Linked DNA regions of Homo sapiens: region 1 is linked to region 2. A link is an interaction called in ENCODE POLR2A ChIA-PET data of the cell type or tissue named here. Cell type or tissue: PC-9. All regions are shown on one strand. Each heading gives the region's core, and the rest is flanking DNA. Links, peaks and the distances in the headings are about the cores only. Region 1 overlaps CD200R1L (CD200 receptor 1 like). Region 2 has its middle 42 kb from the start of CD200R1L.

Region 1 (5,392 bases), core at 100-5,099, 70 kb after region 2:
AGAAACAGTCGGTGATCTGTGCCTTTCTCCAAAGATGACTTTGAGGGCTTCAATATTTAAAGGGTAAAAGTGCGCTGGAGGGGAAAGAGGAAGGGTGTGGTAATTCACAAGTTGCAAGAGAAAAGGAGCAATTAGAGGAATAGTCAATTATGATAAGGTGAACACAGAGTAGCTACCTGTGGAGAAATTTATGTTTTATCTGTAGCTATCTGCTTAGGAATAAAAGGAAAGGTAGTTGCTTGCATGACTCAGCTTTCAGCTTAATTTTTCCCATTTGGCATAGTGAATTGGGGTCTTGAGCTTTTATTTTTCTTTCATATAAGTTGTCTTCTCATTTGTATGAGTCTGACTTCTCCAGTTGGATTATAAGATATTTTGAGGACTGTAACCATATCATTTTCTTATTTCCTCACAATGCCTAGGATTGTCTGACATTTTTCTAGTTTAGTGTTTGAGCAGGTTATTTAATGGGATAGAATGACCTCTTGGAGCCAGGAGTCAGACTTGTATTTAGAGTTCACACATTCTTTAGGTGGCCAATTTCTTTTTCTCTTTTTTACTTTACTTTTTTTTTTTTTTTTGAGACAGAGTCTCAATCTGTCACCCAGGCTGGAGTGCAGTGGTGCAATCTCAGCTCACTGCAACCTCTGCCTCCTGGGTTCAAGAGATTTTCCTGCCTCCGCCTCCCGAGTAGCTGAGATTATAGGCCCATGCCACCACGCTCGGCTAATTTTTGTATTTTAGTAGAAACATGGTTTCACCATGTTGGTCAGGCTGGTCTCGAATTCCTGACCTCAGGTGATCCACCCACCTTGGCCTCCCAAAGTGCTGGGATTACAGGTGTGAGCCACCACACCCTGCCTAGGTGGTCAATTTCATAGGATAAGAGACTTCAGATTATGCTTCTGGCTGGGCATGGTGGCTCATGCCGGTAATCCCAGCACTTTGGGAGGCTGAGGCGGGCGGATCACCTGAGGTCAGGAGTTTGAGACCAGCCTGGCCAACATGACGAAACCCCATCTCTCCTAAAAATACAAAAATTAGCCAGGCGTGGTGGTGCATGCCTGTAATCCTAGCTACTCTGGAGGCTGAGGTAGGAGAATCACTTGAACCCAGGAGGTGGAGGTTGCAGTCAGCCGAGATTGCGCCGCTGCACTAGAGCCTGAGAGACAATGCAAGACTCCCTCTCAAAAAATAAAAATAAAAAAAGAATGATGTTCCTAATTAGTTTGATTTATCTTTTCAATAATTCCTAGGGCCATTTCACAGGTAAATAAAAATGAAAGTAGGAAGATATAAAACACCTTGCTAAAGAGGTTACATCAACTTAGTAAGAAAATCACTTCATTGTGTGGAAAGTGTTATCAGCTCAAACCCCAAATATTAAGAGTAATGTTCTTTCAAACGCTAATATTTGCATGGGAAGTTGGAATATACAGGGGAAAGCTTGACATATTGCTTTTCTTATAAAATTGGAAAGTATTAGCAATGCGTAGTGTGCATTTATTTGTTCAGAAAATTTGTCAGAAACCTACGATGTACAAAACACAAACATGGTTCCTAAACTCTGTCATGAAAGAATGGTATATTAGTAACATTTGAGTCATAATTTAGAAGGTTTTATGATTATGACAGTCCATGAACTCTTAAGAATATTTTAAAATGTTCTTTAAAATGATTGACTCTAATTTGTAACTAGAAGAATGCTTGAAATGATTTTTCACCCCTGTCTGTATTTAAAGGTCTCAGAACCTCAGGATCTCCAGCGTTGTCCTTACTGATCATTCTTTATGTGAAACTCTCTCTTTTTGTGGTCATTCTGGTCACCACAGGATTTGTTTTCTTCCAGAGGATAAATCATGTCAGGTAGGAACTGAAGACTGAAAAGCATAAGACACAGTAGAAAAAAAAAAGTATCATTGTAACATTTTGAGTTTACAATGTACTGGGAAAAGCTTGACACTTTTTTGGTATGTTGTATTCTCCCTCCAGCCCCTTCTTTAATGTGAAGGCATCATTAACAACTGAGAGCCCAGGCAGATGTGCCTGCAGCACTGGGGCAAGAACTTCATTGTGAAAGTGCTTCATTGTGGTTTTAGTCTAGGAGAGAAGTGGCCTAGTCCACATCTTCAGAATTTGGTGGGAGAAAGTTTCTGGGGCTTCTCAAGTGTTTACTTTCAAATTTCTTTGTAAAGGGCTTGTGTTCATTCCTGCTTAATTATATATTTTATGGGCTTTTTTCCTAAAGAATGAAAATCGAAAGAGCTGGATGTCAATTTATATTTGATGAGACATCACAAAAAAAGCAGCCATTTGCAATAAGCCTTTGGGTTCAAAGTCTAGCTTAACTTCTTTTGCGACTTGATGTGATAGTTACTAACATGGTTTGGTGCTGTGTCCCCACCCAAATTTCATCTCAAATTGTAATCCCCACGTGTTGAGGGAGGGACTTGGTGTAGGTGATTGGATCATGGGAGTGGTTTCCCCCATGATGTTCTTGTGATAGTTAGGGAGTTCTCACAATAGCTGATGGTTTTATAAGTGGCAGTTTCCCCTGCTCACTCTCCAGTCTGCTGCCATGTAAGACATGCCTTGCTTCCCCTTCGCCTTCTGCCATGATTGTAAGTTTCTTGAGGCCTCCTAAGCCATGTGGAACTGTGAGTCAGTTAAAAGTCTTTTCTTCGTAAATTACCCGGTCTCAGTCTCTGGGAATTCTTTACAGCAGTGTGAAGACAGACTAATACAGTTACCAAGATCTGTTTCAGACTCTTAGCATACAGTGTAAGTACACATGCAAAAGCTTCGTGCCTGCCATCATAAATGCCTAGGATACTTTATCTACTTTCCCATTTTCCTTGGTAAATTTTTATTTGCAAATGTGAAACAACTGCTTTTCAAAATAAAGAGGAAGATAGCTCAGCAAAAGGCAAATAATGATGCTGGGCAGTTTTTATACACCCTTTGGGTGCTTTAAATGGTGCTTTCCTCACAGCTTCCTGGCTCCTCTACACACCCAAATTGCTAATCAATGCTGCAATGGCAGGAGCCACTGGAAGCACTGTCTGCAAGTCAGCTAGTAGCTGACCTTCCATCCATTACTTGCTTGCTAGCAATTAGTGGAGCAGTAGTATTGCATGTTTGGACTGATTATTGAGTAAATGGCTGAGTCATTTTTAGCAGTATTTGCATTTTAGCAGAAATTGTAAGTTGATCTCAACTAAGGAAATGTCAGTGTCATTGAAGATGACTCTGAAGTTCCCCTTACTTTTTAGAGTTCTAATGTCTCAATTCCCTTTCTTGTTTACACTTTAGGTTGTAGCCGTTGGATGGATTAATGATGCTAAGAGTAAGACACTGGTGAAATCCTTGTATCTTCTAGGGCCACTGTAAACTGAGATCCTATATTCACTTGATACAGATGGTAATCCTATAGTAAAAAGTGATTTTTTATTTAAAAGAAGACTTTTCTTATTTAAAGTAGCAAGTTGATATGTTTTGGCTGTGTCCCCACAAAAATCTCAACTTGAATTGTATCTCCCAGAATTCTCACGTGTTGTGGGAGGGACCCAGAGGGAAGTAATTGAATCATGAGGGCTGGTCTTTCCCGTGCTATTCTCATGATAGTGATAGGTTTATCTCAAGATCTGATAGGTTTATCAAGGGTTTCTGCTTTTGCTCTTCCTCATTTTCTCTTGCTGCCACCATGTAAAAAGTGACTTTCACCTACCCCCATGATTCTGGGGCCTCCCCAGCCATGTGGAACTGTAAGTCCAATTAAACCTCTTTTTGTTCCAAGTTTTCGGTATGTCTTTATCAGCAGCATGAAAACAAACTGGTGATTTGGCCTATTACTTTTATTTTTAGCAAAGCCCTAAGGGAAAAAATGAATGCATAAATTGGATGATATTATATGCATATGGTTATTTAATTGCTGAAACAAACAGGCCCTACATCTCAGTGTATTCACACCACAAAAATTTAATTCTTGCTCACATCACACTCTAGTGCAGTTGGTGGGGCTGAGGCAGGGCAGAGAAGAGAGGTGTTGCTTTAAGCTGTCACTTTATCTTATGGCTCTGCCCTTCTCAGAATATTTTCTAGTTCAGCTGGTGAATAGGAAACAGGGAGACAGAATAGAGGATGTTATGTGGGAGGTGTTTATGGGCCAGGCCTGGAGTAGTAATCACTTCTGCTCACATTCCATTGGTTAGTTCTTAGTAGCATAGCTATATTAACATCCACAGAGGTTGGAAAATGTAGTCTAGCTGCCTTGGAAGAAAAGGAATCAGGTTCACTGCAACATCTAGCCCAGTCTCTGCCCATAATAAAGAATAGAACAAATACTAAGATTAACACTTACCTTTTTGTAATTGAACATAAGTAAAAAATAACTAAATTAGTAAATTATATATATACTATATATAATATGATGTAAGCTGTTGTGTGCCTTTCTTTTTTATTATAATTCCCTTATGTTTAAGACAGGGCATAGAATGGGAATCAGTCCATTAATACAATTTTATAACAGACTAAAAAAATACTACACTGCGGCAGAGATTGCTTGTTACCTGGTTGTATTAGTCTGTTCTCATGCTGCTAATAAAGTCATATCCAAGACTGGGTAATTTATAAAGGAAAAGGTTTAATTGACTCACAGTTCCACATGGCTGGGGAGGCCTCATAATCATGGTGTAAGGCAAGGAGGAGTAAAGCTACGTCTTACATGGTGACAGGCAAAGAGAGAGTGTGTGCAAGGGAACTCCTGCTTATAAAACCATCAGAACTCATGACACTTATTCACTACCATGAGAACAGCATGGGAAAGACCTGCTCCCATGATTCAATTACCGCTCACCAGGTCCCTCCCATATGGGAGCTACAATTGGAATTGATTTCCATTGATTATGGAATTGATTATGGGAGCTACAATATGGAATTGATTTCCATAACACATGGGAATTATGGGAGCTACAATTCAAGATGAAATTTGGGTGAGGACACAGCCAAGCCATATCACTGGTCCAATGCTCATCCTCCCCTTTCTCCTTGTGGCAGATGAGTATATCCATGACTCTAAATCTTCACCTCTCCGTCTATCCATGTAATTTTTCAGTTGACTTTAGAGTTCTTTCCATACAGAGAGTACATATTTATCCATCCTATGCAGTTTGCTTTGGCCAACAAAATGAGGTGGAAGTGTTAATGTATCTGTTTTGAGCACAGGTCTCAAGAAGTTCTGTTCTACTCGTTACTCCATGAGAACATGCCTGGCCTATCCAGATGGAGGATGAGAACCATGTAGATCAGAGCTGTGTCCCCTCAGTCCCATCCCTACCTCTCTGTTGAGGCCAACCTAGAAGATGCAATAGTCAGCCATCCCCTAAACATATGA
Region 2 (5,392 bases), core at 230-5,229:
GCATTATGGATTTTATTTTCTGGTTTCTTTGATTGTTTAGTAATTACAAATTTTATTGCATAAACATATGTAACATAAAATTGATCATTTTAACAAATTTTGAGCATACAGTTAGTGGCATTAAGTACATCTTCATTGTTTTGTAACCATTACCATCTATCTCAAGAATTTTTTTATCTTCTTGAACTGAAACTCTGTACCCATTAAACAATAACATCTCTGTTTTATCAGAGAAGTCCTTGTAGCATAATGACTCAGAGTCACCCCAAATTGTCATGAAGTCTGGATTATTTCATTTAGCATAATATCCCCTACGTTCATCCACATTTTCTCAAATGGCAGGATTTTCTTCTTTTCAAAGCTGAATAATATTTCACACACCACATTCATTTTCTTTATCTCTTTATCCATTCATTCATCAAGAGATATATAGGTTGTTTCTATAGCTTCTCTATTTTGAATAATGCTGCAGTGCACATAGGAGTGCAGACGTTTCTTTGAGTCACTGATTTCATTTTTTTTGGTTATATAACCAGAAGTGGCATAGCTGAATCATATGGTGATAATTCAGACTCAGAGAGGCAAATACGACATGATCTCATTTATATGTGGAATCTAAAATAGTCATTCTCATTGAAGCAGAATAGAATGGTGGTTGCCAGGGACTGCAGGGAGAGGGAAATGGGAAGATCTTGGTTAAATGGTACAAAGTTTCAGTTAGACAGGATGAATACATTTTGAGATCTAATGTACAATATGGTGACTATAGCTAACAATACTATATTTTATACTTGAAATTTGTTAAAAGAGTAGATTGTAAGGGTTCTCACCAGAAATTAAAAATAAAGGTAACTATGTGATGTAATAGATATGTTAATTAGCTTGATTGTGGTTTTCATTTCACAATGTATATCAAAACATCAAGTTGTACACCTTACATATATACAATTTTTATTTGTCAACTATACTCAATAAAGCTGGAAAAAAGTGAAAAAATTCCTATAAAGAAGGTGTCTGGTTTCAAGAGTTTTATTTTTTGCTCTTCGATTATTTTAAATAGCAGTTCCTTTAAGGGCAGACCAGAAGAAGTAAAATGAAATTGGTAATCAATGAATATTGAATCACAAAATTCTAGAGTGGGAAAGGGCATCAAAAGATGTCTAATTCAGCCTCTTACATAATTGTCTCCATCCAAATTCCATGAATATCATCCCTATTTGGGTCACAAGTATATGTGGTGTAATATTTAAAAAATTATCATGAAAACTCATTCAAACCCACAAGTTTTGATCATCTCTTCCAGGTGGGGCTGAGCTTGCTTGAGCTGCCAGTTTTCTCTAAAAACATATGTAAACAGATTATTTCTTAATGATGCCACCCTATGCAAAATTACATTACTATTTACAAAGATCTGATCCAAACATGGAGATATGCTAGTAGATTAATAAAAAAAAAATAGCAGATACAAAATATTATATATTAAGTAATTAAAAATGAATAAAAACACAGAAAAAATTAGAATTTGGCAAAATTATAGCACCTTTGTTATAAGTGGGGTGGGGTGCAATAATTGGAATTGGGGTGATTTTTGCAGGAAGTCTTCAAAGTTACTTTTATTTTCATAGTAATACTAAGATGTGATATGCTTTTTGCATTTACATTCTCTCATGAGTGCACAATGGAGTTTTCTAGATGCTACATTGCAGATGTTTATATTACTGCTTTGATGGTTTGTGGAATGAGTACTTGTGTAGTTCTGTGTTTTCTAGATTTTTCTAAAGTACATTCTTTGGAATCGTCAATACATTTGAACAGTATAAAAGATCCTTAGACCAAAAAAATCTGAGAATTGCTGTTCTAGCTGATAAGAAACACATGTTAGGGATCGGGATCATCATGGTGGATGGGAGGCAAGACTAGATTGCAGCACCCGACAGAGCAGTATGCAGAGGCTCGCATTGTGAATTTCAGCTCCAGATCAACTGCAAGAACAAACCAGCAATAAATACCAAGAGGACCCATAGACACGCTGAAGGAAGCAGACTGCTTCTGTAGGACTCCGGAGACAAGCCAAATACTGTGAGTGCCCCAACTGTGGAAGTGGGAGAGACCCTCCTCTCCCAAACACACACCCCCACTGGAGAAACTGAAGGTCTGTTTCCTGGAGAAGTTTCCGACTTTACCTGGAGCTGAGTCAATTTAGAGAGCCAAGTGAAACACAGGGGTAGAGAAGCAATGAAAAAGGCCCTGGAAGCTCACTGGGTCCCCCAGCAGCACATTCCTGCCTAGCACCACAGGGATCCACTGGGAGGGCGGCCAGAGGAGCAGGGGGTAAAACTCCACAGGGAGAAGGAAATCTCTAGCTGAACTTTGTAATAATTTGAATGGAGTGAGAAGCCTCCTGGCCAGAACTCGGGGGAGGGCACTAATCTGGTGTGCAGACTCCATAAAAAGGAATGAATTAACAGCATTTGCAGTGACCTGAGTGAGATTGAAGACTATTATTCTAAGTGAAGTAACTCAGGAATGGAAAACCAAACTTCAGATGTTCTCACTGATTTGTGGGAGCTAAGCTATGAGGATGCAAAGGCATGAGAATGATACAATGGACTTTGGGAACTTGGGCGGGAAGAGTAGGAGGTGGGAGAGGGATAAAAGACTACAAATATGGTGCAGTGTAAACTGTTCGGGTAATGGGTGCACCAAAATCTCAAAAATCACCACTAAGGAACTTACTCATGTAACCAAAAACCACCTGTACCCCACTAACGTAATGGAAAAAAAAAAGAAAAACATGTTAGGATTACTAAGGATTGAATTAGTTTTCACTTTGGGAAACATTAAACATTTTATAAAGTTACAATATGTTGTTATATGTGAAAAGATTAATAAAAATTTATAAATTGTGTCTTTGGTTTACCCTAATTGGCTATAAAGTTCCCGCCTGTGGGTCTCTGCTTTTAGAGTTATAAAAAGGTGCATGCAAATTCTGGTGGTGAAGCCTCAGCCTCATTCTTTGGCTGCAGAGTATGCTTTCTTTTGTTCTGTTTTTGTCTTATTTTATAAAGTAATGTGGGGACTTAAAAAAAAATTAATACAACAAAACGTTTGGTTTTTGTTGGTTATTAACTCACACACCTTCCAACCCTTCACTATCTGCCTTTTGGACAAACACCATGTACATAATCCACCCAGTCTCTGGTATTTTGTTATGGCAGCTGCAAAAGACTAGTACAAGATGAAGTTTTGTCTAACCTACTTTAAATATGTGTCATATTTGATGGATATACTTTACTAATTTTGGCTTAAGTAAACAATTGAAACAATTAAATTATTCCACTTATCCCACTCCTGTGCTCTCAATTTTGCATGCTTAGGATTCTTTTAGGATTTGTCAAGACTCTTACTGGTTTCCAAGCTATCTTTCTAAGATGATTATGCCAAATGTTATACATCAGAATTAACATTTACTGTGAAAATATTTATTAGTGATCCCTTAGACATATATTTTTCTTCTAAGTTTTTGAAAAAACTATGACAATTTATTTTGATAAAAATGAAACATATTTATTTTAAGAAGTTCAGGCAATACAGGATAACATAAATGGTTAAAATTCCACCACCCAGAAACAACCATTGTTAGGATTAGCTAAAAACTCTTCTATGAATATATATAAAAATAAGTAAAGATAGAAGGCACTTCTGGTGTCTCTACTAAAAATACAAAAAAAAATTAGCCAGTCGTAGTGGCGGGCACCTGTAGTCCCAGCTACTCGGGAGGCTGAGGCAGGAAAATGGTGTGAACCCGGGAGGCGGAGCTTGCAATGAGCTGAGATCGTGCCACTGCACTCCAGCCTGGGTGACAAAGCGAGACTCCATCTCAAAAAAAAAAAAAAAAAAAAAAGATAGAAGACATTTCACAAAAATGCTCTTATATAAACATGTTACTTTAAATAAAAATATTACATTATTGTTACTTGATTTAAATTAGAGAAAGAAACTGAAACAATTACTGAACTTGAGATAAAAATGTCTTCACCATATACAACACCAAGAGTGAAATCAAATGTAAATTATAGACTTTGAATGACAATCATGTGTCAGTGTAGGTTCATTGATTATAGCAAATGTACCATGCTGGTGGAGAACATTGATGGTGGGGGAGGCTGTGCATGTGTGTGGGGAGGGGGTATATGAGAATGCTTTCTACTTTCTACTCTATTTTGCTGTGAACCTAAAGCTTATCTAAAAAGAAAAGACTGTACAGTTGACACTTGAACAACGCAGGTTTGAATAGTGTCCCTTATATGTGAATTTTCTCCTGTCTCTGCCAGCCTTGAGACAGCGGGACCAATCTTTCCTTTTCTTCCTCCTCCTCAGCCTATTCAATGCAAAGACAACAAGAATGAAGAACTTCATGATGATCCACTTCCACTTAATGAATAGTGAATATATTTTCTTTCCCTTATTACTTTCTCAATAACATTTTCTTTTCTCTAGCTTACTTTAAGAATAAAACATATAATACAAATTCAAAATATATATTAATCAACTGTTTATGTTATCAGTAAGGCTTCTGGTTAATAGTGGTAGACTATTAGTAAAGTTTTGGAGGAATAGAAAGTTATACATACATTTTTAGCTGAGCAGGGTTTCAGTGCCCCTAACCACCACACGTTCAAGGGTCAACTGTCTATATTGAAAAATGAGCTTCTGTTCAGCTGCATTTTCTGGCTTTCCATAAAAATGTCAACTTAAAAAAACAAGCCAAAGAGGAAAAGAAAATCTGCATAAGTGTCTATTCCAATGGGTTTGGACTATTGCCCCCTACACATAGGAAAAAAAGATGTCCTTATCAGTTGAGATACTAACCTCTAAAAGAGTCTTCTAAGTAAAAAACAAAAAGATTGTGAGCACTATTAACAGAATAATGTAACTGTACATTTTAGATACAATATTTTCACTGTAACACAGTACATGTTGACTCTATGTCATGAAAGATAAGAGATCGTAATGATTTTATATTTCTCCAAACCTCCTTTCTTATCACTTTCTGATTTTAATTATATATTATTTTCACATCTTGAAAGTTTAAAGCATCTACATTCTGTTCTTTAGTAATAATTCCTTCACATGTTTAGTCTTAACTATATATTTAAATGTCCAATCATAGTTTCTTATTTTATCTCTTGGTTGATGGAATATCACTATCTAGTACTTTGTCATTTGTTTTACAACTAGAGAAATATAAGACGGACGATAACGTGTTAAAAAAAAAAGACAAGGGTTTATATCTGTGTTTTAATTATCTCTTGTCTTCTTTGCTACAGATCTACAGGTAAGATGAAATACAACCCATTATAGCTCACTCTAGTCCAGAATGTCTATTTCT

What was found. ChIA-PET counts read pairs that join two places held together with the same protein. Peaks named below come from ENCODE experiments on the same cell type or tissue, not always from the same donor. Only the 100,000 strongest peaks of a DNase experiment are listed, where the experiment ranks them.
Region 1: POLR2A ChIA-PET joins it to region 2 with 5 read pairs; 3 of 35 experiments call an interaction of 5 or more read pairs at or near these places.

What each region holds. Positions count from the first base shown.
Region 1 is chr3:112,816,246-112,821,637 of GRCh38, reverse strand. It overlaps CD200R1L (CD200 receptor 1 like), which reads left to right. Exons shown (of 8, transcript NM_001199215.3): 7 at 1,743-1,866. CD200R1L-AS1 (CD200R1L antisense RNA 1) reads right to left here. Exons shown (of 3, transcript NR_149027.1): 3 at 1,422-1,880. Among named protein-coding and RNA genes, the nearest start is that of CD200R1L-AS1, 16 kb to the right of the region's middle. In PC-9, for the core only: no CTCF peak of the experiment used is centred there; a DNase peak (open chromatin) is centred at 3,177; H3K27ac peaks cover 890 bases.
Region 2 is chr3:112,886,480-112,891,871 of GRCh38, reverse strand. No RefSeq gene overlaps it. Among named protein-coding and RNA genes, the nearest start is that of CD200R1L, 42 kb to the right of the region's middle. In PC-9, for the core only: no CTCF peak of the experiment used is centred there; no DNase peak of the experiment used is centred there.